2 separate regions of the Homo sapiens genome follow, and region 2 is linked to region 1. A link is an interaction called in ENCODE POLR2A ChIA-PET data of the cell type or tissue named here. Cell type or tissue: CD4-positive, alpha-beta T cell. All regions are shown on one strand. Links, peaks and the distances in the headings refer to the core of each region. The heading gives the core; the rest is flanking DNA.

Region 1 (15,799 bases), core at 4,114-12,113:
ATTACCGGTGTGAGCCACCCTGCCCAGCCTTTCAGCTGGCATTGTTAACAGCACCAGAGTCAGAGCTGGGGCAACTGTCTAGCCCAGCATCTCTCTCTGAGGGTCTGTCCTGGACCCTCCTCCACCCCAGGTTGGGTGAGGGTCCTGAGCCTAGCTTTGCCAGAGTCCTTCTGCCCCACAAGTAATCCTCTTTTAGGGCCTTTGTATTCTTTCTTTCCCCTTTCCAGCATTATAAGCTCCTTGAGGGTAGAGGCCATGCCTTCTTAGTGTTTTCACCACTCAGTGCTTGGTAAAGAGACGGGTCTCCAGTAAGTGTTGGACAAATGAATGAACAATGGATGACTCTCTGGCAAGCCCCACTGGCCTTTTTGCTGTTCTTTTTTTCTTTCTTTCTTTCTTTCTTTTTTTTTTTTTTGAGACGGAGTTTCGCTCTCATTGCCCCGGCTGGAGTGCAATGGCACCATCTCGGCTCACTGCAACCTCCACCTCCGATTCTCCTGTCTCAGCCTCCCGAGTAGCTGGGATTACAGGCGCCCGCCACCACGCCCGGCTATTTTTTGTATTTTTAGTAGAGATGGGGTTTCACCATGTTGGCCAGGCTGGTTGCGAACTCCTGACCTCAGGTGATCCACCCACCTCAGCCTCCCAAAGTGCTGGGATTACAGGTGTGAGCCACCACACCTGGCCTTTTTTTTTTTCTTTTCTTTTTTTTTTTTTTGAGACAGAGTTTCACTCTGGCATGATCTCGGCTCACTGCAACCTCCACCTCCCAGGTTCAAGCTATTCTTGTGCCTCAGCCTCCCAAGTAACAGGGATTACAGGTGCATGCTACCACATCTGGCTGATTTTTGTATTTTTAGTAGAGATGGGGTTTCACCATGTTAGCTAGGCTAGTCTTGAACTCCTGACCTCAAGCGATCTGCCCACCTCGGCCTCCCAAAGTGCTGGGATTACAGGTGTGAGCCACCGTGCCTGGCCCTTTTTGCTGTTCTTAAACACACCAGGATGCTCCCACCATGGGGCCTTTGCCCTGGTTGTTTCCTTGGGCTGGAATATTCTTCTCCAGAAGTCAGCATGGCTCACTGTCTTCCCAGGTCACCTCTCAGTGGGGCCTTCTTGCCACCTTGTTTAAAACTGCACCCACCATCCCACCCCAACTTCCTAATCTCCCCTGCCCTGTGCCGATTTCTTCTCTTCTCGTAGCACACATTGCTCTCTAGCATCTATGTAATTTGCTGATTTACTGTGTTGTCTACTGTCTGTCTCCTCCCACTGGCATATAAGTTTCAAAGGGCAGGTCTCTTTGTTTTGCTCATCAATGTATCTCTAGCCCCTAGAATGGCTCTTGGCACATAGTAAGGCCTCCATCCATGGCACTGAGTGAGTAAGTGAGTGAATGAATACCTGTCTGTTTTGGCAGAGGATCATTCCCATTTTAATAGTGTTAGAATTCTGAGGAGCTGATGAGTGCAAAGAAAAATGGGTGTTGTGCACTTACCGGGTTCAGAGTTCCAGCCACACAGGACAGACAGGAGGAGTGCCTGGGATGACATGTCAGGGACTGAGAAGTAGAGTTTGGGGCCTTGAGTGTGATGCATGGTTCCTCTCCATGTGCCTCAGTTTCCCCACCAGTAAGTGGTCTTTGGCCACTGGGGGTTTACACAGCTTCCCTCATTAGATGAGTCATGAATGTGCTCCTACACACTTAGAGACGGGCTAGGGGCATCGATGCAGAGGTAGGGGCCGAGTGTCCCTAGGAGTAAGGCAGGGGTACAGCCTTGCAGCACTTCTGTCTCCCAGCTCACGGCAGTTAGTGCCAGATATCTGTGGAACCCCATGCTGCGTGCAAGACGTGATGCTAGGTGATGCAGGACCACAGGAGTAAGATCATCGAGTTGGTGAGACAAGCCCTCAGGCCTGAGAGTCTCCTGTGATTTGAACCTTGGCCCTTCCGCTTAAACCTCGCCTGGAACTGTTTGCAGTACTGGGTGTTGTGGGTGGGTTTGTCCACCTTGGAATCTCAGAACAAAGCCACCTCCAGCTCCTCCTGCCCCAGTTTGTGTTTTGCCTTCACCACTCTCCCAGACCCTGAAGCTAAGTAATGAAGGAAGAGGGCAGAGCTCTGCACCCCCCTTGCAGCCCACCTTCCAGCTTCTAGCTGTGCCTCACCCTCTGGGACACTCCTTCCCTCCCAGGTACTTAGCTCATCTTTAAACACCTTATCTTTCCCCACCCACCTTATAACCACCTAGACCCTGTATAGACCTGGGTGTAACTCCAGCCAGCCTGGTCACTGACCTGTGAGGTGGCCTTGGACCTGTTACTCCTCCTCTCAGCAAGGTAGTGCAGTATAAATTGGTGGGGAAAAGCTAGAAATATTTTCATTAAAAAAATCCTCCTGGCTGTGGCTCACGCCTGTAATCCTAGCACTTTGGGAGCTCTTTGGGTGGGTCACTTGAGGCTAGGAGTTCGAGACCAGCCTGGCCAACATGGCAAAACCCCATCTTTACTAAAAAAATGCAAAAATTAGCTGGGTATGATGGCACATGCCTATAATCCCAGCTACTGGGGTGGCTGAGGCAGGAGAATCGCTTGAACGGAGGTTGCAGTGAGCTGAGATTGCACCACTGCACTCCAGCCTGGGCGATAGAGCAAGACTCTGTCTCAAAAAACAAAACAAAACGAAACAACAACAACAACAAAACACCCATATTTTCATCTAGGCTGTGTCAGATTTTCCCACTGACTTAATTTTATTCCCGCAACAACTTTATGAAGTTGAGAAAAAACACTGCATGATTTTTGCATTCACTTTTGGTTCCTCTTATCTGACACACCTTAAGTAACTTATCCTCCACACCCCACCCTCCCATCCGCACCTGCTTATTCATCCATTTGTTCAACCAACAGTGACCGTTTTGAAGCCTCTGTGTCAGACACTGTGCAGGCTGTTGGGAATCAGAGATGAATAAAACTGCCCTGTTCACAGAACTCACAGTCTACCAAGGAGAGAGACACGTGAACAACGCCTAGCTGCACAGAGCTCACAGATAGGGTGCCGTGGGGCTGAGGGAGGGCAGGCCTGTGAGATGCTTCTGAAGTGAGAGTAACTAGACTCGTTGATCCTTGTGGAGATCTGGGAGTCAGGGCCCGGAAGTAGTTGTGAAAGTCTGAGGTTTCTAGCTTGGGATTCAGGTTGATTATGTCATTTAACTGCAATCGGGAAAGGGGGACGAAGAGACAGTTTAGTGAGGGCAGAGGGAGGTAAGTGGTGGTCATAATAATGGTGTGACCCGTTGCTGAGCTCCTTCTCCGTGCCCAGCATTGTTTACACTGGAGCTTCTCACACTCGACTGCCTGGACATTTTGTTGAAATGCAGACTTGAACTCAGTGGGTCTGGGTGTGGCCCGAGAGTCTGCATTTCTGACAGGTTCTCAGATGATGCCCATGCTGCTGGCCCTGGACCACACCAGTGTGCAGTAACATCTAGGCAGGCATGCAGGGGAAAATGCCCACGTGAGGCTGAGGAGCAAGGCCAGGACAACGCTAAAAGGTTTAAGAGTCAGCCAAGAGGCCGGGTGCGGTGGCTTACGCCTGTAATCCCAGCACTTTGGGAGGCCGAGGCGGGCGGATCATGAGGTCAGGAGATCGAGACCATCCTGGCTAACACGGTAAAACCCTGTCTCTACTAAAAATACAAAAAATTAGCTGGGTGTGGTGGTGGGCGCCTGTAGTCCCAGCTACTCGGGAGGCTGAGGCAGGAGAATGGTGTGAACCCGGGAGGTGGAGCTTGCAGTGAGCCGAGATCGCGCCACTGCACTCCAGCCTGGGCAACAGAGCGAGACTCCGTCTCAATAAAAAAGGAGTCGGCCAAGAGCAGGCAGAATGGAGAGCTGCTGGGCACAGTGGCTTTGTAATCCCAGCACTTTGGGAGGCTGAGGCAGGTGGATCACCTGAGGTCAGGAGTTCAAGACCAGCCTGACCAACATGGTGAAACCCCGTCTCTACTAAAAATACAAAAATTAGGCGTGGTGGTGGGTGCCTGTAATCCCAGCTACTGCGGAGGCTGAGGCAGGAGAATAGCTTGAATCGGGAGGCGGAGGTTGCAGTGAGCCGAGATCGCGCCATTGCACTCCAGCCTGGGTGACAGAGTGAGACTCTGTCTCAAAAAAAAAAAAAAAAAGAATGTGTGAGAGAGGAAAGGACAGTGCAGGGGGTGTCAGTGTGTAAAAGCCAGGCTGAGGCGACTCCTTGATGGAGACGAAGAGAACCAAGGGGGCACGCTATTCGGGAGCCTCCTTGGAGGGTCAGATGGGGTGAAGACCATGCACAGACTGTGGGATGGGACCTTAGGCTGTGGGGTGCCCAGCGAGAGCAGCCTCGGACAAGTGGTGCCCGAAGGCAGCTTTGCACCGGTTCTCCGTCAGCCCTGCCTGGTAATAGCCTCAATATGGTGATTTGATCTCAAGAAGCTGCCTGGGGGCAGGTGTATCTGAGAGTGACAGGAGCTGGTTAATACTCCGGGTGCAGGCAGAGGTCCCAGCAGGGACAGCTGACAGAGCTGTGGCCAGGCTCCTTCTCACTTTCCCTTTAGTGCAGTGCTGTGGGAAGGGAACATGAGCACGTGGAGGGGCCTGGTGCGTGCCAGCCAGTGGGCAGCTGCACCTCCTTCCTGGCTGGCCCCATGCAGCCTATGGGCGGGTTCCCAAAGAGGAGCCAGCACTGAGAGGACACTCACGTGTCTTCACTTGACAGTTCTCTTCTCAGAGCTCTTGTTTGTGCAATGGAAGGCAATGCTGTGCATCGAGGCCCTGATAGGTTCTTAGTTATTCTGGTGTTTACTTTTCAAAGGTCTCGTATTTTTAACTAGGAAATCCCGCTCCAGTGTTTTTCTGCTCACCTCTGGTCAGGACGGGAAGCACCGAGCAGATGTTTAACCTTGAAAATGGGTGAATACACAGGAGCACAACATCAGGGAATGGCCCTACAGGATCAGCAGGGGGCCCTTGGGAAGGGGAGGCCTGTCTCGTAAGTAAAAGTCTGGGAAGACATTTCAGCGGAATTTGCTAGGGCGGGTAGACATGGCGTTTTCCACTCTGGTACGTGTTGCCCTGGGAGAGCTTGGACAAGACCCGAAGGCTGAGAGGTGAGCCTCACCGTCCTTCGCAGCAGCTTTGGGGGTGTGGCTCAGGCCTCCCGGGCTGCTTCCCCTCCTTTTCTAGACGGACTTGGCGGTGCGGATCCCTGGGTGCCTTCTCTCTGCACCCCTCCCACATGAACCTGGTTGACTGAACAGCAAGGACATCTTTGAGGGGAAGGAAGCCTGGCCCCTCTGAAGGAGTCGCTACTACAGGCCTCCAGTCTCCTTGAGGGCAGGGGCCAGCATGGTTGTCCTGCACTGAGCGCTGGCTCCTGAAAGGCCGCGCAGCCATGGAGAGTGTGTATGGAAAGGCAGCCTGGGCCAGGCCTCTGTCGCTGCCTTGGTGACTGATTTTCGCAGAGCCTCCTGGTTCCTTCTCCCCAGCCCGTGGGGGATGGACAGGCTGTCTCAAAGCCTTCCTGTGGTCTTAGGGATTCTTGGAACTCCTTAGCAGAACTGACTCTGAGATGTGTGAAGGTGCTAGAATTTCCAGAGGTACCCGGCTGGCCCTCGGCTGAGGGGGTGGGAAGCAGCTGTCTGGCCGGTAGCTGCCATTTGCTCCAACCTGCTGCACTACAGCTCTCAGCCCCTGTGTCTGCTGCCACGCCTGCCCTGCGCCTCGCTTACCCCTCTCCTCTCACCAGAATGTACTGTCGTGGAGAGGGTCAGAAGCTCCATAAAGGGCCCCTGGCTTATGTCGTAGGCTAGAGCCTGGACTCCTTACTTCTGTGCTTATTCCACTGTTAGATGATTTTCTTTTTTTTTTTTTTTATTTTGTTATTAGTGTTTATTATTTTTCCGTAGCCATAAAAGAGATACATCTCATTGCTGGAACTTGTCTCTATTAAAAACAAAACAAAACAAAAACCTTATAACAAACAGCATGGCTGGATGCAGTGGTTCACACCTATAATCCCAGTACTTTGGGAGGCCGAGGCGGGTGGATCACCTGAGGTCAGGAGTTCAAGACCAGCCTGGCCAACATGGTGAAACCCTGTCTCTACTTTTTAGACAAATACAAAAAATTTTAGCCGGTCGTGGTGGTGCATGCCTGTAATCCCAACTACTTGGGAGGCTGAGGCAGGAGAATTGCTTGAACCCGGTAGGTGGAGGTTACAGTGAGCCAAGATCGTGCCACTGCACTCCAGCCTGGGCGACAGAGCCACACTCCATCTCAAAAAAAAAAAAAAGAAAGAAAAAAGAAAGAAATCCTTGCTTTTTGGAACACAGTTTAGATGGGTTCTTCAGATTCCCTGCTGATAAGAAATTAAATCCTTATCCCCATCATCCTTTCGGAGTCTCTCAGAGAATCTGCACCAGGACAAGGGCTGGGCAGTGCTGTGCGCCTCTGCGGGAAGGTGAGCCCAGAGGCTGGGTGTACAGCTGCTAGTTTGTTTTGCTGGGGGTTAAACTTGGTGTTGCTGGAGCATTCCCCAGAGGTTACGATCAGAATTGCTTCCATGCTGCAGGGCTGATTTACTGTGAAGGGGTAGGGTTGTTGCAGGACTGGTTTCCCAGGCTCTCTGGAACGCCTGGTCTCTGGCCAGGAGGCAGCCTGGAGCCTCAGTGCAAGGAGGATCCCTCCCCTACCCCAGGTAGGGCCACTCCCACACATGTGCACACCCACACTCATACCCCACATAGGCACAGGCAGGCTTACTCCCACCTATGCTCACACACACACTCATACCCCCACAAAGGCACAGGCAGGCGCTTACACACCCCATGCGCGCACACACACTCATACCCCCACATAGGCACAGGCAGGCTCTACTCCCACCCGTGCGCACACACACTCATACCCCTCACATAGGCACAGGCAGGTGCTCACACACACGTGCGCACACACACTCATGCCCCCCACGTAGGCACAGGCAGGCGCTCACACACACATGCGCACACACACTCATACCCCCACATAGGCACAGGCAGGCTCGCTCTCACCCATGCACGCACACACACACTCATACCCCCCACAAAGGCACAGGCAGGCACTCACACACACATGCGTGCACACACATACACACTCATACCCCCACATAGGTACAGGCAGGCGCTCACTCACACATGCGCACACACACTCATACCCCCACATAGGCACAGGCAGGCGCTCACACACACATGCGTGCACACACACACACACACTCATACCCCCACATAGGCACAGGCAGGCGCTCACACACACATGCGTGCACACACACACACACACTCATACCCCCACATAGGCACAGGCAGGCGCTCACACACACATGCGCACACACACACACACTCATACCCGCACATAGGCACAGGCAGGCTCACTCCCACCCATGCTCACACACCCACACTCATACTCCCCACAAAGGCACAGGCAGGCTCGCTCTCACCCATGCACGCACACACACACTCATACCCCCCACAAAGGCACAGGCAGGTGCTCTCACACACTTGCACACACACACACTCCTACCTCCCAGATGCACAGGCAGGGCCACTCACACATGTTCACACCCACCTGCTAACCCCCCATGTGCACACACAGGCTCGCAAACGCCCACATTTATGCATACATGGACTGTCACCAGGAGTCCTGCCTTAAACCGAAACCTATTTCTCATGAAACTTTCCCAAGAGTTAGAAGTCAGTTTCAAAAATTAGTAAATGCTTGTACAGTGTGATTTATTTCATGAAATGCTCAAAATAGTGACTTTCTCTTCAGCTGCTAGTGATCTGGTCATCCACATTGAAGACTGTGTCCCCCTCAGACCTCATGGTGAGGACTAAGTGAGGTAAGGCGTGCAAGGTGCCGAGCCCTGTGCCCGGCACTGCGTAATCATGCTGTAAATATTAGTTATTTTTAAAATTATTATTGCTATTATCCAAAGGTGCCCCAGTTGACACTGATGCCAACCTGTGGCCACAGCAGTTCTCATACACTGTCTCCGTTGGCAGGCTGCCCTGCTGTTCAGGGTGGTGTCATTTTTGGAATTATAAATACACTGACACCTACCATGTACCCACAAAAATTTAAAATTAAATGAAATGGCAAGGCGCGGTGGCTCATGGCTGTAATCCCAGCACTTTGGGAGGTCGAGGTGGACAGACCACCTGAGGTCAGGAGTTTGAGACCAGCCTGGCCAACATGGTGAAATGCTGTCTCTACTAAAAGTACAAAAATTAGCTGGATGCGGTGGCGTGTGCCTGTAGTCCCACCTACTCAGGAGGCTAAGACTGGAGAATTGCTTGAACCCAGGAGGTGGAGGTTGCAGTGAGCCAAGATCATGCCACTGCACTCCAGCCTGGGTGACAGAGTAAGACTCCATCTAAAAAAAAAAAAAAAAAAGTTAATTAAATATAGAAAGCTTATTAAAAATAAATAAATAAATAAACTGAGCTCAAAAGAACCCTCTATATAATTATATGCTAATTCAGATGCCATCTTATCTGAACCCCAGTGTATATAGTCAGGGTAACAGAAGGCAGAGCTCAAGGGAGAAAAATGAAAGTGAAAGAGGAAATTCACCTCATTTACTTAGTTTTCCCCCCTTCCAAATTGGGGAGAGTTAAACCCACCGTCCTGACCGCCAGCGCATCCATGTTCCGACTGCAGGAGCGTCATGTGAGGGCTGCCCTGTGGGAGGGGGCAGGGGAAGGAAGGAGCACAGCTCTATTTGCCAGTCACGTGTTTTCATTTCAGCTTCACTGGTCCTCTGCTGCCTCCCAGGTGTCTCAGGGAGGGAGGGAAGAGGCCACCAGGTGAGTCTCTGTTCCCTTGGAGCCCCATCTTGCCTCCGCAACAAAGATCTTTGGTCACTTGGAGGCCAGGAGTTTGAGGTTACATGAGCTATGATTGCACCACTGCGCTTCAGCCTGGGTGGCAGAGCGAGACCCTGTGTTTAAAAATTTTTTTTAAATTAAAAAGTTAAAAAAAAAGAACGAACAGGGGAAATGCCTGTGCCTGTGTTAGTGGTTAACATTTATGAAATAATTATTTAATCCTCCAAGTGCTGTAGATGGGAAACTGAGGCTTAGAGAGGCCAACAGTCTTTCCCAGTCACATGACAGCTAAGTGGCAACCTCAGGCTGTGTGGCCCTAGCAGCCATGCTCTGAAGCACTATGCAGTGTCTCCTTGCAGTGAGATTGTAGCTGTTAAGAAAGAGAGCAGGCTGGGTGCAGTGGCTCACGCCTGTAATCCCAGCACTTTGAGAGGCCAGGGCGAGTGGATCACCTGAGGTTAGGAGTTCGAGACCAGCCTGACCAACATGGCAAAACCACATCTCTACTAAAAATACAAAAATTAGCTGGGTGTGATGTGTGCCTGTACTCCCAGCTACTTGGGAGGCTGAGGCAGGAGATTCGCTTGAACCCAGGAGGTGGAAGTTGCAGTGAGCAGAGATCATGCCACTGCACTCTAGCCTGGGAGACAGAGTGAGACTCCATCTCAAAAAAAAAAAAAAAAAAAAAAAAAAAAAAAAAAAAAAGCCAGAAGATTGGGAGATTCCAGTAAGTTCAGGCTAAAAAATGCTAAAAAATGTACTGTCAGTTTTAGATTTTTTTTAGGTAAACTTTTTGTTGATGCATAATATAGAGAAAAGTGCATAAATCATAAGGGTACAGCCTGATAGCTTTTCACAAAACAAACACCCCTAACTGCCACTGAGCTCCAGTAATAACACATTATCCACACCCTGGAAGCCCACCCCTGACCCCATGCACCCTCCCAGTCCCTGCCCTGCTCCCTCAGTCATTGTGGGTCAAAGTTTTTCTGTTTATAAACTTTTGTAAGTGAATCATATCATATATACACACTTTTGTGTCTGGCTTCTGCTGAATGTTAAGGGTCTGAGCTTCATCCATGCTGTGTGTAGCTGTCATTCATTCCTTTTGGTTGCTGTCATAATATTCCCTTATATAACCAGTAATATTGTTGATGGACATTGCATTGTTTGCAGTTTGGGACTATTACAAATGATGCTGCTAAGAACACTCTTGTGCATGTCTCTTGCTGAACGTATGAAGGCATTTCTGTTAGGAATATGCCCGGGAACGGAATTGCTAAGGCACAGGGATGGTAGAGATGAGAGTTTTACAAAGTGCTTGTATCAGTGTTCACTCCTATCCCTACCAACTCTGGTATTGTTAAGTATGTGTATGTGTGTTTAATGTTTGCCATTAAGGTGTGTGCATGGTTGTGTCTCACTGTGTTTTGTTTTTGTTTTGTTTTTGTTTTTGTTTTGTCTCTCTGTCATCCAGGCTGGAGTATAGTAGCATGATCACAGCTCACTGCAGCCCCCACCTCCCAGGCTCAAGCAGTCCTCCCACCTCAGCCTCCCAAGTAGCTGGGACCACAGGTGTGGGCCACCACGCCTGGCTAATTTTTAAATTTGTATAGAGAATGTGGTCTTGCATTGTTGTCCAGGCTGGTCTCGAACTCCTGGCCTCAAACCATCTTCCCTCCTCGGCCTCCTAAAGTGCTGGGATTACAGGCCAGAGCCACTGTGCCATTGTGGTTTTTTTTTTTTTTTTTTTGAGGTGGAGTCTCGCTCTGTTGCCCAGGCTGGAGTGCAGTGGCGTGATCTCAGCTCACCACAACCTCCACCTCCCGGGTTCAAGTGATTCCTCCGCCTCAGCCTCCCAAGTAGCTGGGACCACAGGCCGCACACCACCACGCCTGGCTAATTTTTTATATTTTAGTAGAGACGGGCTTTCACCGTGTTGATCAGGATGGTCTCGATCTCCTGACCTCATGATCCACCTGCCTCGGCCTCCGAAAGTGCTGGGATTACAGGCGTGAGCCACTGCACCCGGCCGCCATTGTGTTTTTTTTTAATTTACTTTTATTGATACATAATAGCTATTTTCACAGTACATGTGATAATTTGATAGATTCATGTAATCAAATCAGGGTAATTGGGATATTCATCACCTTGAATAGTTATGTGTTCTTTATGCTTGGAACATTTGAATTATTCTCTCCTAGTTATTTTGAAATGTAAAATTGACTAATGTTAACCATTATCACCTACTGATCTATGGAGCACCAGGTCTTATTTCTTCTAAGTGTATATTTGTACCCATTAATAAACCTCTTTTCATCCCCCTCATTGTGGTTTTGAGATGGAGTCTCGCTCTCTCGCCCAGCCTGGAGTGCGGTGATGCATCTCGGCTCACTGCAACCTCTGCCTCATGGGTTTAAGCAATTCTCCTGCCTTAGCCTCCTGAGTAGCTGGGATTACAGGCATGAGCCACCATACCAGGCTAATTTTTTTGTATTTTTAGTAGAGATGGGGTTTCACCATATTGGCCAGGCTGGTCTCCAACTCCTGACCTTGTGATCCCCTTGCCTTGGCCTCCCAAAGTGCTGGGATTACAGGCGTGAGCCACTGCGCCCCACCTCATTGTGGTTTTAATTTAGATTTCCCTAGTGAATTATGATATTGAGCACATTTTTATATGCTTATTGTCCATTTGACTATTCTTTTTATTTGTGTCTTAACTGTTTTCTTTTTTTTTTGTTTTTGAGACGGAGTCTCACTCTTGTTGCCCCGGCTGGAGTGTAATGGCGCAATCTCAGCTCACTGCAACCCCCGCCTCCTGGGTTCAGGCAATTCTCCTGCCTCAGCCTCCCGAGTAGCTGGGACTACAGGAGCGCGCCACCACACCCAGCTAATGTTTGTATTTTTAGTAGAAACAGGGTTTCACCACGTTGGCCAGGATGGTCTCAATCTCTTGATCTTGTGATCTGCCCGCCTCGGCCTCCCAAAGTGCTGGGATTACAGGCGTGAGCCACTGCGCCCGGCCTGTTGCCTGTTTTCTAGGAGGTTTGCCTTGCCTTTTTATTTCTTTTTTGAGATACAGTCTCTCTGTCACGTAGGCTGGATGCAGTGATGCAATCATGGCTCACTATAGCTTCAACTTCCCAGGCTCAAGCAATATATTCCACTTTACAACCTCCTGAGTAGCTGGGACCACAGCTGTGCGCCACCACACCTGGCTACTTTGAGACAGAGTCTTGCTTTATTGCTCAGTCTGGAGTGTAGTGGCACGATCTTGGCTCACTGCAACCTCCACCTCCTGGGTTCAAGTGATTCTCCTGCCTTAGCCTCCTGAGTAGCTAGGATTACAAGCGTGTGCCACCACACCCGGCTAATTTTTTATATTTTTGGTAGAGATGGGGTTTCACTGTGTTGGCCAGGCTGGTCTTGAACTCCTGACCTCAGGTGATTCACCTGCCTTGGCCTCCCAAAGTGCTGGGATTACAGGAGTGAGCCACCACGCCTGGCCAACTTTGTGTATTTTTTGTAGAGAGAGGGTTTTCCCTGTGTTGCCTTGGCTGGTCTTGAACTCTCTGCCTTTTTTTTTTTTCTGAAACAGGATCTTGCTTTGTCACCCAGGCTGGAGCACAGTAGTGCGATCTTGGCTCACTGAAGCCTCGACTTCCTGGGCTCAAGAAATCCTCCCACCTCAGCCCGCCAAGTAGCTGGGATCACAGGCACATGCTACCATGACTGGCTAATTTTTGTATATTTTGTAGAGGTGGGGTTTCACCATGTTGCCCAGGCTGGTCTTGAACTCTTGAACTCAAGTGATCTGCCCACCTTGCCCTCCCAAAGTGCTGGGATTACAGGTGTGAGCCACCGTGCCTTACCCTCTCTGCCTTTTTCTTAACCATGTTTAGGAGTTATTTATATATTATTTATTCTATATATTCTTTATATAGTTATGTATATCTGGACCCTTTAAAAATTTATTCCTAGGGGCCAGGTGCAGTGGCTCACGCCTGTAATCCCAGCACTTTTGGAGGCCGAGGCAGGCAGATCACAAGGTCAGGAGTTCAAGACCAGCCTGGCCAAGATGGTGAAACCTTGTCTCTACTAAAAATACAAAAAAATTAGCTGGGCATGGTGGCGGGCACCTGTAATCCCAGCTACTCCGGAGTCTGAGACAGAGAATTGCTTGAACCCGGGAGGTGGAGGTTGCAGTGAGTCGAGATGGCACCACTGCACTCCAGCCTGGGCGACAGAGCAAGACTCTGTCTCAAAAAAAAAAAAAAAATTATTTCTATGTATCTTTTTTTTGTAGCTATTGTAAGCAGGATTGCCTTAAAAATTTTTTTTTATATGAGGGTCTCACTATGTTGCCCAGGCTGGTCTTGAACTCCTGGGCTCAAGTAATCCTCCTGCCTCAGCCTCCTCAGTAGCTGGGACTATAGGTGCATGCCACTTGTCCCAGTTAATTTTTATGAACCCTTTATCAGACATATGTATTGCAAATACATTCTCCCACTCTGCGGATTTTAGCCTTTACATAGCTTTTTTATTTTAAGCATTTAATTGACAAAAACCATATATATTTGTGGTGTACAACAAGCTAATTAATATGTATGTGACCTTATCTACTGTCTAAGTCTGGTTTGTGAGACTGGGTGATTTATTTATTTTATTTATTTATTTTTTTGAGATGGAGTCTCGCTCTGTTGCCCAGGCTGGAGTGCAGTGGCGCGATTTTGGCTCACTGCAAGCTCTGCCTCCTGGCTTCACGCCATTCTCCTGCCTCAGCCTCTTGAGTAGATGGGACTATAGGCGCCTGCCACCATGCCCGGCTAATTTTTTGCATTTTTTCAGTAGAGACGGGGTTTCACCGTGTTAGCCAGGATGGTCTCGATCTCCTGAGCTCGTGATCCGCCCGCCTCGGCCTCCCAAAATGCTGGGATTACAGGCGTGAGCCACCGCGCCTGGCCAATATTCTTTCTTTAAAAGCTGTATGGAATCACTTGAACTCAGGAATTTGAGACTAGCCTGGGCAACATGGTGAAACCCTGTCTCTACCAAAAATACAAAAATTAGCTGGGCGTGGTGGCATGCACCTTTGATCCCAGCTACTTGGGAGGCTGAGGTGGGAGGGTTGTTTGAGCCTGGGAGGCAGAAGTTGCAGTGAGCTAAGATTGTGCCACTGCCCTCCAGCCTGGGTGACAGAGCAAGACCTCGTCTCAAAAAAAAAAAAAAAAAAAAAATCCATATGATACCCAGGACTTTGTATTGAGAAGATCCCTTTTCTCACTGGACTGTGGTGCACATGTGGGTCTCTCTGGACTCTTAGATTTAATTGATCTGTTTCTTTTTCTTTGCTCCAGTAACCATGTTGGCATAATTGCAGTAACTTTATAAGTTTTGATATCTGGTAATGTTAAGCCTTTTGTTCTTCAAGATTGTCTTAGCTATTCTTAGCTTTTTACCTGGGAATTTTATGGAATTGCACTGAATCTACAGATCAACTCAAAGACTTGACATTTTTTTTTTTTTTTTAGACGGAGTCTCACTTTGTCTCCAGGCCGGAGTGCAGTGGTGTGATCTCGGCTCACTGCAACCTCCGCCTCCTGGGTTCAAGCAATTCTCCTGCCTCAGCCTCCTGAGTAGCTGGGGCTACAGGCACGTGCCACCACACCCAGCTAATTTTTGTATTTTAGTAGAGACGGGGTTTCACCATGTTGGCTGGGATGGTCTCGATCTCTTGACCTTGTAATCTGCCCGTCTTGGCCTCCCAAAGTGCTGGGGTTACAGGCAGGAGCCACCGCGCCTGGCCAGACTTGACATTTTATAGTAGTGAATCTTCCAATCTGTGAACACGATGACCTTTTCATTTGTGTCCTCTTAGTTTCTTTCAAAAATATTTTTGTGTGGAAATCTTACACATCTTTTCTTGAGTATATTCCTAGTTATTTGGTGATCATAAATGAGGGCTCTAAAATTTGATTTTCCAAAGTTTGTTATAGGTTGTTCCATCTCCACCCCAGCTGGGGTGTACTGTAGTTTAGTTCTGGCGCCAGCTGCCTGGAGTTAGCATCACTGGATTCCACAGGTTTAAGGTTTCTGCCCTCCCCAAGACTGCCCACTTGCTCTCCCTTTTTTTTTTTTTTTTTCTTTTTTAGAGACGGGCTTCACCGTGTTGTCCAGGCTGGTCTCAAACTCCTGACTTCAAGTGATCCTCCCGCCTTGGCCTCCCAAATTGCTGGGATTACAGGCGTGAGCCACCATGTCCGGCCTCACTTGTGCACTGCTAACCAACAGACTCTGTGTATGGGGGTTCTCATGACCTCAGGTTCAGTAATTCATTAGAACAACTCACAGAACTCAGGACAGTGCTACACTTAGGATTACAGGTTTTTGTTTTGTTTGTTTTGTTTTTTTAAGAGACAGGTTTTTTTGTTTGTTTTTATTTGTTTGTTTGTTTGTTTTTTTGAGATGGAGTCTCCCTCTATTGCCCAGGCTGGAGTCCAGTGGCACGATCTTGGCTCGCTGCAACCTCTGCCTCCTGGGTTCAAGCAATTCTTCTGCCTCAGCCTCCCCAAGTAGCTGGGACTACAGGCGCGTACCACCACACCCAGCTAATTTTTTTTTTTTTGTATTTTTAGTAGAAATGAGGTTTCGCCATGTTGGCCAGGCTGATCTCGAACTCTTTTTTTTTTTTTTTTTTTTTTTTGAGATGGAGTCTCACTGTGTTGCCCAGGCTGGAATGCAGTGGCACAATCTCGGCTCACTGCAAGCTCCGCCTCCCGGGTTCACGCCATTCTCCTGCCTCAGCCTCCCGAGTAGCTGGGACTACAGGCACCCGCCACAATGCCCAGCTAATTTTTTGTGTTTTTTAGTAGAGACGGGGTTTCACTGTGTTAGCCAAGATG
Region 2 (15,799 bases), core at 4,028-12,027, 130 kb after region 1:
GGGGGCAGGAGAGCGAACAGCGAATGCCAGAACAGAATGGAAGAAGGGAGTTCAGAGAAGGACAAAGGAATTAAAACTGGATTCATTCGTTCACCTAGTGCCAAATGTGGGACGCAGTGCTAGAGACACTGCATGTGCCCACAGTCTAGCTGGACAGGGGGCAAGCAAAGGGACAACTTTACTTGCCAAGGGATCAGTGAGGAGAGAAAGTTGTGCCCTGGACACCAACAGCAGCTCTCTCAGCCTCTTCCCAGAGGGAGAGGCTGGGCCAAGGCCTGAGGCAGCCAGAGGAGGTGGGGAAGGAGCTGGGCAGAAGTGTTTATTTGCAGGGCTGGAGGAGGGCTGTGACCCAGCCGCACAGGGCAGGAAATCTCCCAGACAGGAGTGAGAGGGCCTGGGGGATGGGTAGGCGTCAAAAGGCAGAGGCTCAGCTCAGCAGCCCCAACGCTGGGAAAGTAGGCATTTCCTCCAGGCTGGGCCGCCTCAGGTCAACCCTACTCTGGCCTCAGTTTCCCCATGGCACTGAAGGGAAACGAAAAGGCAAAGACTTTGAGCTCTGGGGATGAAAGGCTCAGCCACGGCTCAGACCACCACTCCTTATAAAACAGGGTGGATGCCGCCGCTGTTGTTTTTGGCTGGTGAGTGGCCCATCTAACCTCTTTGAAGATGAAACATGCTGAGGCCTAATGAGGAGTCATCCGGCCGGGGTGGGAGTGGAGCCCAGTCACCTGCCCCACCTGGCCCCTCCCAGTCAGAACAGTGCCCAGCCCAGGGGACAGAACCCAGCCCAGGGGCCTGTTTCACACTTCTGTGCCCATGTACCCTCCTTGGCCTGGGGCTCCCTCACTCAGAGGCAGAGGTGTAGGGGAGCGCAGCAGAGGGGGTCTAAGGTGGTCTCGGGCTGCAGTGAAGGCTTCTGAGAGCTGCCTGGGACTCGCCTGCCTCTCCACTGCCCTGGACCAGTGCACCCTACCCCTTTGGGGCTCTGCCGAGCTGCACGGTGCCTCCATGTTTTCAGGCCAAACAGGTCATTTCCAATATGGCGGCCAACCAGGGGGAGGCTTTCAAACCTCCTTTAGGTGTGTGAGAATAGTCCTCTAAAGAAAAGGCATCCTCAGCCTGCTCACTGTCCCTCTTCCCCAGCTGTTGAAAGAATGTCTTCTGCCACCTGGATAGCCTCTGTACCAGAGTGAGCCTGGCAGGAATCACACCTCTGCTAGGTGAGGCCCAGGACTGGCCCCCAAGGTGCCTGCAGGCCACACTCTCCGCTTAGCCAGACCAGACGTGACACTCTTTCCTCTCTCTCACCACTCGCCTTCTTGTTCCTTGCTCCCTGCCCAGGCCTCCCTGAGTTCTGTTTAGACAGACCACCCCAGGACTGACCCCCACCTCCTCTCTAGAGGCCCCATAACCAGCCCATAACCAGCTCCAGTTTCTGGGGAAATACTTGGCACAAGAGAAGGGGCATGCAGACAGCTCACGCTCTCCTGGGAGGCAGCAGCCTCATAAACGCACTAATATTAGGCACAACTGAAAGACAACCTTCCCCACATGTTCCAGAAGAGGAGCGTGCACCTGGGGATTAGCATATCTCTTTAATGGTTCATTTGTGTTCATTAAGTAATTAATTCATTTATCTGATTTGCAGAGTGATGCCCAAAGGTTGGACTTCTGTATCAACATCCAGCCTCCGAGTGAGTTTCTGGAATTACCATCTTCCCCAATTATAACGATCCCTATCTCCATTCTTCATTCCCGAGTCCCCAGGGGCAGCAGAGTACATCGAGGTTTAAGCCCTGCTCCCCAGGAAGCTGAGCCCGGGATGCCCACTCTGCAGCCCTCACACCCACCACATCCCTGCTCTGACATTCACCCAGGGACTCATAGGCCTCACTGTTCCAAACTCCACAACCTGCAGGCCCTGGGGCACCTTGTTGCTCCTGACTCCCACCAGAACTTGGCTTTCAGGAAAGCTGGGCAATGTCTGGAAAGTCAATTAGGAAGAACTGGGGACAGGCCAAGGACTCAGACTCAGTGACAACCACAGTGAAAATGAACAGGGAGGCTGGGCCCAGCTCTGCCTACAGAAGAAGGGATGCCCTGCACGTCGAGACAACCCTGCGCTTATCCTGATGTGCTCCCATCCCCTCCCTGGCATCCAGCTCCTGCATCCTCCCTAAACCATGCTGTAAGGCTGACAACCCCAGATCAACAAAAGGCACACAAGCAGGGACAGGCAGACATTTGGCCCCTACACCTGCGCACAGGGCGTCCCCAGCGCCTGCGGCACGGGTAACAGCACTAATTACAGGTGAGATGCTGAGCACCTCTGCTCAACACAGGGAGGCAGCCTGTTGGTCTCTGCCCTGGCATGGCCCTGGGGTTCTGGAAGGACCCGCAGGCCATGCAATGTGGACAGCCCTGCCTTTCCCTGCTACCTGTGGTGGTGGCACCGTGGTGGAGGCAGGCGGGTGCTGGGTGCTCACTCACCTTGTGGTCTAGCTCGGCACTAGCCTTTGGCTGTTGCTCCTGGCAGGGTGGCAAGGGCACAGAGTCCAGGTATTGCCTGAGAGATGATGGCCTCATGAGGCCCAGGAGCCGGCTGAGCGAGGACAGCTGGGGAGGAGAAGGGAGGCTGTCACTCACAGAGGGTGGTGGCCAAGAGCTCAGGGTGCTCCCGGGAATCGGCCTGGACACCTCAGCTGGTGGCAGTGTGTTAGGGCACTGGCTTCTGAGACACAGACCCACCTCTACCTTATGAACTGTGGCCTCTCGGATCCTGAGTGTTCTCATCTGTAAAATGGATCACACATACTTCCCAGGAGAGGAGGGGTACCCAAACATACCCAGCTCCCCCACGCCCCACCCACACACACACAGACCCACACACACTCTTCCCCCCACAGACCTGACACCCACCCACTCACCCACCCACTCATCCTCCCCACACCCACACATACCCAGGCCTCCCACCCCCCACCCACTCACCCACGTACACACAGACCCACATCCACACCTACTCACCCCCTCCACAGACCCCACATCCACACCCACCCATTCACCCACCCACCCACATACACACAGACCCCCCCACACATACCCACTCATATCCCCAGACCCCCACACACCCCCACCCACATCCACCTACCCACTCACCCACATACAGACCTACATACACACCCACTCACCCCCCCACAGACCCCCCACCCACAGATCCCCACCCACACCCCCCTACAGACCCCCACACACCCCCACCCCCATCTACCTACCCACTCACTGACATACACAGACCTACATACACACCCACTCACCCCCCCCACAGACCCCCTACCCATAGATCCCCACCCACGCCCACTCACACACACACTCACCCACATACACAGACCCCCTATACACCCCCACCCACTCATCCCCCCACACAGACCCCCACCCACACCCACCCAGTCATCCCCCCCACAGACCCTCACCCACACTCACCCACACCCATCCCCACCCCCTGCACTGCCGCTCTGCATCTGTGGGCCCACCCTCCCTTGCATCCCTCTCTTTTGGTTTAACTCTTCTCTGTGGAGGTTTGGAACACCATGAAGAGAGACCATGGACTAAGTCCCCAACAGTCCATCACCATGAGCAAGACCACCATCATCTTCATTCCGCCTGGCCTGTGTCTTCAGCCCCTGCCTTCCACTCCCCTTCCCGCTCTTTTCCTTCCAGGGGATTTTAAAGCAAATACATCGTATCGTTTTACCCATAAAGAGCTTCTACAGAAAAGATAAGGATTTCCCCCCAATCTAATCATAATACCATTTCTTTCCTAACAGAATCAACGAGACTTCCTTATCATCATCCAACACCTGTGTTCAGTTTTCTCTGTCTCTAAAATGTCCTCCAACAGTTGGTCTGTTTGAAGGGAGATTCAACACAAGGCCCACACACTGCTTTTGGCTGACTATGGCACCTAAGCTATTAGCCGCCCCAGCCCCCATTTAGTTTTTGAATAAACTGCCCAACCTCTCTGAACCCCTCTGGAGGGAATGTGACCTGCGTAAGTCCAGGTGTCTACAGTTAGCCGCTCCTTCTGGCCCAGTGCATGCACTTGATTCGGGTAGCCTGGGCCCAGCCCCAGCAAGGACTGCCCAGCTGCCCTGAAGCTAACTCTTGGCTGGGGCAGAGGCAGGCAGGCTCCCAGCCCTTGGCCTCTGTGAGGCCACAGCAGCCCTGGGGGCAGGGCGGGGAGTAAGTGGGAGCAGATCCAGGGTAGTTCACAAAAGCACCATCTCTTTAGATGGCACAGAAGCAGGGTGGCCATGGGCTAGGGGCTTGAGCCCTGCAGCCCAGCCCCCCTCTTGAGCTTAGCCTGGCTGGCACACCTGGCTTCCTCCGGTGACTCACCTACCACCTGCTCAGCACATCAGCCGGTTATGGGCTGAGACAGCCCACAAGAGCAGCTGGGCTGGGGGCTAGGAGTCAGGCCCAGGGCCTCAGCTTCTGGGAGGCGGCCAGGGCTTCTCAGCCTAGTTTCTGATCCTTTTGGGAGGGGGGAGGAAGGTTCTGGGCGAAGGGAGGCACCATCTGGGGCTTCACCCAAACCATGGCTGTGCCACCTTCCTCAGGCTTCACAAGTCAAGATAGTTTCCAGAACAGTTCTGCCCACTCAGGGCTCACAGCTGTGCAAGCATAGGGTCAGGCTCTGCAGCCCACACCCCCAGCGTGGCCTTTGGGCAGGCCTCGCCCAGCCGGGACCCTCCCTGCTACGGGAGGCCTGGGTGGGGCTGGGCAGGGGCGCACAGGACAGCACTCTTGCGATGCTTGCTCTTGTGTTTTTCCTCTCACTCATGAAAACAGCTTGGCTGTGCTCAGTGCAGCAAGCTGCTGCCCCTGCGATCTGCCTGTGCCGTTGTGCCTTCCGATTGTTTATTCCCTTTTGTTTCCATCTCTGGATGCTCCAGCCAGCCTCTCCCCCACACACAAACCCCTCTCCAGGATAAGGGGTTGTTTGGGCCTTGCAGGAACCAGCGGGGATGGGCCAGACCAGAACTCTCCCTACACCGACATCACTGCTGGCAGCTGGCTCTACAAACACTCGGCCGCTTAGGGCAGACACCTAGGGCGAGAAGCAATGATCCCTCAGGAAGACAGGCCTCCACCAGCCTTCTCAGAGGCAGGGAAGAGGTGGTGGAGGCTGATTTCCAGAGAAGCAACTGGCCACACAGCATGTTGCTCCTGGGTGCAAATCCTGGCTTCCTCCTCACCTAGGACAGGAAGCCAAGATCTTAAGTGTCTGCAAAGACCCAACGACCTGCCTGCTGCTTCCTGGAGCTGGTGCCCTGCCTGGGCCTTCTGACCAGACAGCACCTGCCTCTCTCTTCCTTCCAGCCGTTGCTCCACACCCACCTTCTCAGTGAGGCCCACCTGCCCAAGTTCCCATCTGTCTGCCTATCTATCTATCTAAACAGAATCTTGCTCCGTCCCCCAGGCTGGAGTGCAGTGGCACAATCTCTGCTCTCTGCAACCTCCACCTCCTGGGCTCAAGCAATTCTCCTGCCTCAGTCTCCCGAGTAGCTGGGATTACAGGCGGCCACCACCACGTCCAGCTAATTTTTGTATTTTTAGTAGAGACAGGGTTTCACCATGTTGGCCAGGCTGGTCTCGAACTCCTGACCTCAAGTGATCCACCCACCTTGGCCTCCCAAAGCGCTGGGATTAGAGGAGTGAGCCACAGCGCTTGGCCCCTTTGCAATTTACTTGCTTTTTATCACCTATTCCCCCCCACTCCCTGGAATGTAAACTCTCTGAGGGCAGTTTTTTCACTGCAGAGTCCCCAGAACCTAGCACCGTGCCTGGCACATGGTACATGTCTAGTAAGTATCTGTCAAATGAACAAATGATTGAATGAATAAATGAACAGTCAAGACTGCAGCTAACATTTTCTGAGTAGATGCAAACCTTTATCCCCGATTTGAGCCACCCGAAGCCCACGTTTTCCAAATCCCAAACTGGAAGACACACTTTGACAAGAGGTTTACTGTGTTGCAAGAAGTGCCCCAGGATAAGAAGCAAACTCCTGATTTCCTCCCCAAACCTGCTCCAGCTGCGTCTTGCCTAGGGTAGGCAAAGGGCGTCTCCATCCCGCCTGTTGCACTGACCTAGAGTCCTTGTCTCTGTTCTCTTGCATCGCACATCCCACTGTCTGTACTTGGGAAATGCACCTACAACCTGACCACTTCTCACCGCCCACGCTGCTGTTTCTCCAGGCCAAACCACTGTCATCTCTTGCCAGGATTACTGCAATCACCTCCTTCCTCTCCACTCCCAGTAATCTCTTCTCAACACAGCAGGCAGAGTAATTTTTAAACGTTGTATAAATCAGATTTTGTTTCTTCTCTGCCCAAATCCTTGCAGGGGCTCCCCACTTCTGCGCAGAAGTCAAAACCCTCACCGTAGCCTTGAGGCTCTGGCTAACTGAGCCTCCACTTGCCTGTGTGACCTCAATGCTGTAAGTCCTGTCCTTCAAGTTCAGTTCTCCAACGTGTGCTTCTGCTCCTGCTCCATGGGGCCTCCGCTGCAGCTTGTGGGAGATACAGAGCCCAGCAGCTTGGCCATCAGGGACTCCTGCCCAGCAGTGCCCTGCAAATTGCTGTGCCCAGATCCAGCCCCAGGTCCTCTGCTCCTACACCAGTCAATTCTAAACCCCTGTGCCCCCTTTTACAGTGAATCGATTGATAGGATTTCTCCAGCACTTGTGCACTGATGAGGAAAGGGAGGGACGGCCCTTGTCCTCCTGTCTGTGAACCGGGACTAAAGCCCAAGGACCCAGCAGGGCACTTCACCATGAAGTGGCGGGTGTGGTCCAGGATGTCCAGAGGCAAGGAGAGAGCTGGACAGGCTAAGGCGGTGCCCTGCAGTGGTCAAGGGCAGGACTTTAATCTCAGCTCTAGGCGGGGTACAGTGGCTTATGCCTGTAATCTCAGCACTTTGGGAGGCTAAGGCAAGAGGATCACTTGAGCCCAGGAGTTTGTGACCACCCTTGTCAACATGGCGAAACCCTGCCGCTAAAAAAATACAAAAATTAGCCAGGTGTGGTGGTGCACGCCCATAGTCCCAGCTACTCGGGAGGCTGAGGTGGGAGGATCACCTGAGCCAGGGAGGTTGGGGCTGCAGTGAGTCGTGATCACACCACTGCACTCCAGCCTGGGAAAGTGAGACCCTGCCTCAAAAATAAAATAATCCCGGCTGTACCACTTCCCTGTTGGGTGACCCTGGAAAGTTCCCCTATCTGTAAAATATGGATGACAGTAAGTCTGAGGGCCTTGGGCTGCTAGGAGGGGCGAGCACTGAGGACAGCAGCCAGGACACAGCTGTGCTGTTGTACATGGGAGCTGCCACTACTGCGGGTCGGGGGTGACAGGTGGAAAGGAAGAAGAGGCCCAGACACAGCAAAAGCTGTGTGCAGAGGGCAGGCAGGGCCTGTGAGGAGGCCCGATGAGAACATGCAGCACTGGCAAGCCCCGTGGAGGAGACATTGGGAAAGGGGCATGTGGGCTGAGTGGGTGGCTGTGGGGACGAGGTGGCCCTTTGAAGGAGTGTTTCAGGAAGGTCTGACAGGCCAGACTGGAAAGGGGAGTGCCTGGCAGCCTGAAGACCTGGGAGGAGGCTGTGAGCAGCCCTGGGCTTGCAGTGGAGATGGGGAAGGAGCTCCAGGAAGGCCATGGGCAGGCCCCTGCCAGTCCTTCCTATCCCTCCAGTCGCCATGAATCTCTCACTCCCTTTCTCCTTTTTGCAGTACAAGCACTGACTCAGCCTCCAAGACCTGGCTCAGGGCATCTTCTCTAGCAGCTGCCGCACTGTGCCTGGACAGAGTTAGTCACTATGGCCGTGGCCGACTTGCTCACCCCTCTCTTCTGAGGTCATCTGGTGCTGTCTCCCCAGTGCCAGTACCTGGCACAGAGCCTGGCACTCAGGTTGCTCAGCTAGTGTCTAATAAACACATGGGTGCATGGTGGGCATGCAGCAAGTGGGCTGGACCTGGCTTGGCCCTGACAGGCTGCAAGACCCTGGCCCCTGGGGAGCCTGGGAGACCTGCCTGGCCAGGATCTCTCAAGGGGAGGCAGCGCCACTCCATGTACTTTAAAAAAAAAAGAAAAAAAAAAGCGGGTCTTGCTCTGTCGCCCAGGCTGGAGTGCAGTGGAGCCGTCATGGCTCACTGCAGCCTTGACCTCCAGAGCTTAAGCCATCTTCCCACATCAGCATCCCCACCCCAAGTAGCTGGAACTAGAGGCACATGCCACCATGTCCAGCTAATTATTTTACTTTTTGTAAAGAACTCCAGGGCTCAAATGATTTTCCCACCTCAGCCTCTCAAAGTGCTGAGATTACAGGCCAGAGACACTGCCTCCCGCGCCCCCATTCCCCACTCTTTTTTTTTTTTTTTTTTTTTTTTAAGAGAAGGTGTCTGGCTCTGTTGCCCAGGCTGCAGTGCGGTGGTGTGATTATAGCTCGCTGTAGCCTCCAACTCCTGGGCCCAACGACCCAGCCCTTCCTCCATGACACTTCCCCTCTGCCACTCTGACCTCCACCAGGAAGGCAGCCCCACCAAGCTCTCCTCACTCTATGCACAGCTGCTGGCCAAGAAAAAACAAAATGAAGCAAAATGCCAAGCCTTGAACTGGCTCTAACTCTCTCTCTGGCCACCTGTGTCGCGCCCCCTCTGGCCTCCACTCTGCGCTGGGCCTGTCCGTCAGCCTGCATCCCAGAGCCCTCCCAGGCACCCCATCTTGTGCTCCCCCCTGCCTCTAACTGCTGGCTGTTCCCAGCAACACCGCTGGGTCCCTCTGTTCTTCCTTCCTCACAGAGACCATCTATGAAGTAACCTCAGCACCGGTCACCTCCTCACTGCCCCTCCCAAGGTCTCAGCTGGGGCACGTTCTCCCCATGCACCCCGACGACCCACCTGGGTGCCTGTCCCTTCCACAAGCGTGCACTGCCTTCCCGGGGTGTGCCAGGCACCGCCAGGTGCCGAGGGGCAGCAGGGGCCAGAAACTACGTGTTCCCTGTTCTTCAGGGGCTTATTTTCTGCTTGGGGGTAGGGGATGGAAAACACAGATGCTGAGCAAACAAATAGGAAAAGATCAGGGGGTGGCCACCAGGAGTGACTTAGGACAAGATGACAGCCAGTGCTGGGGCACTCTGGATTGGGTGGTCAGGAAGGCCCCTTGCAGAGGTGACATTTTGGCTGGAGTGGGAATGACAAGAAGCTCCAGTTCTACTAAGGCCTGGGGGAAGCATTCAAGGCAAAGGAGGCATCTGAGGCAAAAGCCAGGCCGAAGCCGCTCAGACAACCCAACCCCACCGGTCACCTCTCTGAACTCCCTCCTTGCAGTCACAGCACCTGGGACTCAGACATATGGTCCACCTCACCCAGGGATGTGCTGGAACATTGTCTCAGCCCTCTGGGCAAGGGGTTATGCTGCCTCAGTGGCTAGAGATGCACAGCCTCTAGCCAGAGCACCCCTAGTGTAGCTGAGCTGGAAGGGTCAGTTGTACCCAGCAGCTCTTCTCCCAGGATTCCAGGAAGATTACTGCGGAGGTGCGGGCGCGCTCAACCTCCCTTCCATCCATCCTTGGGCTGCCAGTGACCCCTTCATCACCCCGTGAAGTGACGTCCTCTGAGCTGCCAGGAGCCTGCAGTCAGAGCTTTTTGGAGAGAAGAGGAACAGGACAGGAAGGCTGAATTCTTTTTTCTTTTTTTTTTTTTTTTTTTAGAGTCTTGCCCTGTCGCCCAGGCTGGAGTGCAGTGGCGCGATCTCGGCTCACTGCAACCTCCGCCTCCCAGGTTCAAGCAATTCTCCTGTCTCAGTCTCCCGAGTAGCTGGGATTACAGGCGCCTGCCAGCATGCCCGGCTAATTTTTTGTTTTTTTAGTAGAGACGGGGTTTCACCATGTTGGTCGGGCTGGTCTCGAACTCCTGACCTCAAGTGATCCGCCCACCTCGGCCTCCCAAAGTGCTGGGATTACAGGCGTGAGCCACCACGCCCGGCTCAGAAGGCCGACCTCTTAATGCCCTTGCTGCCCCAACAATACCTAACCCTGGGGACTGAGGGGACACCAGAGGGAGTAGTTTTAATTTAATAGTATTTGTTTTCATCTTTACAAACAGTATTTGTTTTTATGCTTTACTATAAAAAATAAACAACAACAAAAAAATGGGCTGTGGGCACTGTTGGGGGGTTGTGTTTAATGAGTGTGGAGTTTCAGTTTGGGAAGTTGAAAGAGTTATGGAGATGGATGGTGGTGATGGCTGCACAACACTGTGAATGAACTTAAGGTCCCTGAATTGTACACTTAGAAATGGCTGAAACACTATGCTTAAGAATGGTTAAGATGATTACAAAAAAATTAAATAAATGAATTTAATTCATTTATTTGAATTAAATGCTCACTGCAACCTCTGCCTCCTGGGTTCAAGAAATTCTCTGCCTCAACCTCCCAAGTAGCTGAGATTACAGGTGCCCGCCACCATGCCCAGCTAGTTTTTGTATTTTTAGTAGAGACAAGGGTTTCACCACATTGGCCAGGCTGGTCTCAAACTCCTGATCTCAGGCGATCCCGCCCACCTCAGCCTCCCAAAGTGCTGGGATTATAGGTGTGAGCTACCACACCCAGCTTTTACTACAATTTTTTTTTTTTTTGAGATGGAGTCTCGCTCTGTCGCCCAGGCTGGAGTGCAGTGGCGCGATCTTGGCTCACTGCAAGCTCCACCTCCCAGGTTCACGCCATTCTCCTGCCTCAGCCTCCCGAGTAGCTGGGACTACAGGCACCCGCCACCACACCTGGCTAATTTTTTGTATTTTTAGTGGAGACGGGTTTCACCGTGTTAGCCAGGATGGTCTTGATCTCCTGACCTCATGATCTGCCCGCCTCAGCCTCCCAAAGTGCTGGGATTACAGGCGTGAGCCACCGTGCCCAGCAACTACAATTTTTTAAAAAGACAGGCTCTCAGCTCACTGCTCTGTCCTCAGCGCCTAGCACATGGCTGGCATGCAAGCGGTAATTCTTGATGAAAGAACATGAGTAGAGAGTTCAGAGCCAGCTTAGCTCTGGGGCCTGATGTTCCTGGCCTTTGGGGAAAGCCTCCAGAGCCCGCAGGCCATGGCCTTCCTGCCCAGGCCTGAAGCAAACACTCACCTGGGTCTTCTCTTGCCAGAGAGGGAGCATCTCCTGCTGGCCCAGCATTCGAGCAATGACCACAAGGCTGAGCTGGCTTCGAAGCCGCCTGGGGGAAAAGCGACAGCCTGAGAGAGGGTGTGCTGGAAGTCGGGGAGCCCGAGCAGGGGGCAGGATACCCATGGAGAGGGGACTTTGGGGGAGCCACCCTCCATCTGGGGTACCCCAGCAAAGGGCTTTCTCCATTGGCTTACAGCATTATGTATTCTAGGAGGAATGAAACTCTCATGATCAGAAAATTAAATAATAAATCCACACAAAAACTCAAGTCCCTGGTAATTTCAGAGGCCCACAGAGCTGGGCTTTTCTTAGTTTTTTATCCCCTCTGCCGATACATATCCATGGATCCATAGAGGCAGCAGCACTGAACTGCTTATTTTATTTTATTTTATTTTTTTTGAGACGGAGTCTCGCTCTGTCGCCCAGGCTGGAGTGCAGTGGCACAATCTCGGCTCACTGCAAGCTCCGCCTCCCGGGTTCACACCATTCTCCTGCCTCAGCCTCCTGAGTAGCTGGGACTACAGGCGCCCGCCACCATGCACGGCTGATTTTTTGTATTTTTAGTAGAGACAGGGTTTCACCATGTTAGCCAGGATAGTCTCGATCTCCTGACCTCGTGATCCGCTCGCTTCAGCCTCCCAAAGTGCTGGGATTACAGGCGTGAGCCACCGCGCCCGGCTGAACTGCTTTTCAATACGCCTCTGCCTCTTCTTTCCTTTGTGGCTCCACCTCTGCAGGGTGGGGGAGGCTGGGGGACTGACTTGGCCTCAGCAGGCCAAACTTCATGGTTTTCTTTTCACCCAGTATCCACTGGGCTTTCCTTTGGGAAATCCATCTCCTGCCAGGCTCCCAGGACAGGCACCTGACCCAGTCACTGAGAGGTGGCCTCGGGCTGTGGCTGAACTATCAGCAAAGTGCAGGCATGCAGGCCTTTCCAGCAGGGCCGCCACTACAGCCACTGGTGGCCATCCTGCCTCCTGGAGGGAGAATCAGGAAGAGGAAGCCACAGGGAGGCAAAGAGGCTGAAACAGAGCCCTGAGAATGCCCAGAGACAGCTGTGCCTGGAACCCCTGGCCCCTGGACCTCTCACCCCAGCCTTGCATGCAGAGAGGCTCCCTGGGTGAACGGGAACTGAGGCAGGAATGGCTTCCTCAAAGCTCCGGTGAGGCTGGGATCACAGAGGCATTAATCTAGGGTCTAAAATCCTGGGGCACTTTTAGATTTTCTTAGGAAAGAGTCAAGAAAGTCAGAGGACTCGACAAAGCAGCGGACTCTTGGATTTTTCAAAAAGCAGAACAAGCAGCAGCAGCACCGCACCCCAGAAGAGCCAACACGAGCTGGGGCCATGCCAGGTGCTGGTGGGGGCGCAGGGTTATGGGCACTCACACACAGCTGGCAGGATATTGATGGGTGCGCCACTGCCCAAAACTGGCAAGATCTACTAAAGATGTGTAGATGCCCACCCCATGCCCAGCAATCCTACTCCTAGGTACAAAGTTGCAAAAAAAGGAGAGGCACTAGAAGGTTTGCACAGCAGCAGCAGCAGCAGCAACAGCACAGTGGACAGACAGATCAGGCTGTATCCATACAGCTCAGTCCTACGGGGGGGTGTTGTGATTATGAATGAACCACAAGTACCTCCAACAACATGAACGACCTCCAGTGTGGTAGGAAAGCAGCCAGACACAAAAAATGTATCTGCATGGTCTCATTTTTTGTTTTGTTTTGTTTGAGACAGAGTCTCGTTCTGTCACCCAGGCTGGAGTGCAATGGCATGATCTCGGCTCACTGTAACCTCTGCCTCCCGGGTTCAAGCATTTCTCCTACCTCAGTCTCCCAAGTAGCTGGGACTACAGTCACGCACGCGCCACCATGCCTGGCTATTTTTTTTTTTTTTTTTTTTTTTTGTATTTTTAGCAGAGACGGGGTTTCACCATGTCAGCCAGGCTGGTCTCAAACTCCTGACCTCAGGTGATCCAACTGCCCTGGCCTCCCAAAGTGTTGGAATTACAGGCATGAGCCATTGTGCCCAGCCAACAGGGTCTCATTTATATGAGGTACAAACATGGGCATGCCAGCTACAGTACTCCACGCCTGCAGTCCCTGCTACTCAGGATGTTGAGGTGGGAGGACTGCCTGAGCCTAGGAGTTTGTGGCTACCTTGGGCAACACAGCAAGACCCCAACTCTTTTATGCCCGGGTTTAAGCGATTCTCCTGCCTCAGCCTCCCAAGTAGCTGGGATTACAGGCGCCTGCCATTACGCCCAGCTAATTTTTATATTTTCAGTAGAGACAGGTTTCAACATCTTGGCCAGGCTGGTCTTGAACTCCTGACCTCATGATCTACCCACCTCAGCCTCCCATAGTGCTGGGATTACAGGCAACCCCAACTCTTAAAAAAAAAATGCAAATGGCAAACTTCAGCTGTTGGAAGTCTGGATACTCATGACCCTGGGGTGGGGGTGGGGGGCAGGTTCTGATCATGTTTCATTTCTTGACCTGGGTGCTGGCTTCACGTGCATTGGACTTGTGAAAATGCACTGAGCCATACACTTAACTGTCTTTGCTCTATTGTTTGTATATTGTAGTTCAATAAAACAATTAAGAAAAAAATTCAGGCCAGGCACAGTAGCTCACGCCTGTAATCCCAACACTTTGGGAGGCTGAAGCGGGTGGATCATTTGAGGTCAGGAATTCAAGACCAGCTGGGCCAACATGCTGAAACCCCATCTCTACTAAAAATACAAAAATTAGCTGGGCGTGGTGGCACACACCTGTAATCCTAGCTACTCGGGAGGCTGAGGCAGGGAATTGCTTGAACCCGGGAGGCAGAGGTTGCAGTGAGCAGAGATCACACCACTGTACTCAAGCCTGGGCGACAGAGCGAGACTCCATCTCAAAAAAAAAAAAAGAAAAAGAAAAAGAAAAAAAAAGTTCAGCTGGAAGGGAGATAGGATTGCTAGATTTAGCAGATTAAAATATAAGATGCCCAGTTAAGTCGGGTGCGGTGGCTCATGCCTGTAATCCCAGCACTTTGGGAAGCCGAGGTGGGCGGATCACCTGAGGTTGGGAGTTCAAGACCAGCCTGACCAACATGGAGAAAACTCGTCTCTACTAAAAATACAAAATATATATACACAAAAATATACATATATGTGTGTATATATATATATATATATATATATATATATATATATATATATTTTTTTTTTTTTTTTTTTTTTTTTTTTGAGATGGAGTTTCTCTCTTGTTGCCCAGACTGGCATGCAATGGTGCGATATCGGCTCACCGCAACCTCTGCCTCCTCGGTTCAAGCGATTCTCCTGCCTCAGCCTCCGGAGTAGCTGGGATTCAGGCATGTGCTACCACGCCCAGCTAATTTTTTTATTTTTAGTAGAGACGGGGTTTCTCCATGTTGGTCAGGCTGGTCTTGAACTCCCTACCTCAGGTGATCCGCCTGAGTGTTCTGCCCACCTCAGCCTCCCAAAGTGCTGGGATTACTGGTGTGAGCCACCGCGCCCAGCCAATACTTTTTCTTTTTCTTTCTTTTTTTTTTTTTTTGAGCAGGAGTCTTGCTCTGTTTCCCAGGCTGGAGTGCAGTGGCGGCATCTCAGCTCACTGCAAGCTCCGCCTCCTGGGTTCAAGCGATTCTCCTGCCTCAGCCTCCCAAGTAGCTGGGATCACAGGCATGTACCACCAAGCCCGACCGAAAATAATTTTTCTGGCATAAGTTTATCCCATGTGATATGTGCATCGTGTCTAGCAACCCTGAGAGGGACCAACCATTCCCCTCCATGCCTGACTGTGAAGGCCTGATGTGAACCATCGTGGGGGTGCCCTGACCCTGGGCCCCTTCAGCCTCAACCCCCTCCTGTGCAGCACCACTGTGTACTCACTCAACACTTCCCACTTCCCCCACACTGAGCACTGAGGAAAGGCAGCGCCCACCCGGACTGAACCATGGGATAACTAACAGAAGCCCCTTATCCCCTCTCTACGGCCCCTACAACAGACCCCCGTGGGTGCAGGCCACCCCGTGGCCCCACACCCAGAGCCCCAAGCTTCAGGTTCTCCCCCACGCACAGGCCTTCGCCTCCCTGTCAGACAGGGCCAGCTTTCCAGCTGTTTGGGAGCCCCAGCAGCAGCTGGGCCGGGAACACAGTGGGAGGTCAATGGCCCCTCTGAGCTGCTCCACAGTGAACTCAAAGCCAGTCAGAAGTCTGCATCTGGGCTTCATTAATCCAAAACTTGAGGCCTGCGCGGGAGCTCGTTTACTCGTTTACTCACAGCGGGCGAGGAGGGCCTGCCCGGCCCGGGGGTGAGGGGAGCAGGCAGGCCGGCAAAGCAGTGCCAGGGGTGGTTCCAGAAGGGAAGAGGCGGGCAGGGTGGGTCAGGATGGGGCTGTTATCCAGAAATGAAGAAAAGCACCACAAGAAGCACCAAGAGGGTGCATGGATGAAAAGAAACCCACATGTGAGTGGCGAGCCCCCTTGCTGTCCCCGCCTGCCCACTGCCTTTCATCCTGATGGCCCTCCCCGCCTTTTAAACCCCGTCCTGCATTCTTAGTTCCCACTGG

Evidence for each region. ChIA-PET counts read pairs that join two places held together with the same protein. Peaks named below come from ENCODE experiments on the same cell type or tissue, not always from the same donor. Only the 100,000 strongest peaks of a DNase experiment are listed, where the experiment ranks them.
Region 2: POLR2A ChIA-PET joins it to region 1 with 5 read pairs; 4 of 35 experiments call an interaction of 5 or more read pairs at or near these places.

The regions. Positions count from the first base shown.
Region 1 is chr2:96,765,397-96,781,195 of GRCh38, forward strand. All of the region lies in intron 1 of CNNM4 (cyclin and CBS domain divalent metal cation transport mediator 4), which reads left to right. Among named protein-coding and RNA genes, the nearest start is that of CNNM4, 12 kb to the left of the region's middle. RefSeq lists enhancers at 4,041-4,975, 7,800-7,929, 8,650-8,709. In CD4-positive, alpha-beta T cell, for the core only: no CTCF peak of the experiment used is centred there; a DNase peak (open chromatin) is centred at 8,755; H3K4me3 peaks cover 1,704 bases; H3K27ac peaks cover 1,067 bases.
Region 2 is chr2:96,891,436-96,907,234 of GRCh38, forward strand. FAM178B (family with sequence similarity 178 member B) reads right to left here. Exons shown (of 17, transcript NM_001122646.3): 13 at 11,185-11,272; 14 at 2,491-2,616. Among named protein-coding and RNA genes, the nearest start is that of SEMA4C, 29 kb to the left of the region's middle. RefSeq lists a silencer at 7,298-7,442 and enhancers at 12,253-12,752, 15,237-15,799. In CD4-positive, alpha-beta T cell, for the core only: no CTCF peak of the experiment used is centred there; a DNase peak (open chromatin) is centred at 4,426.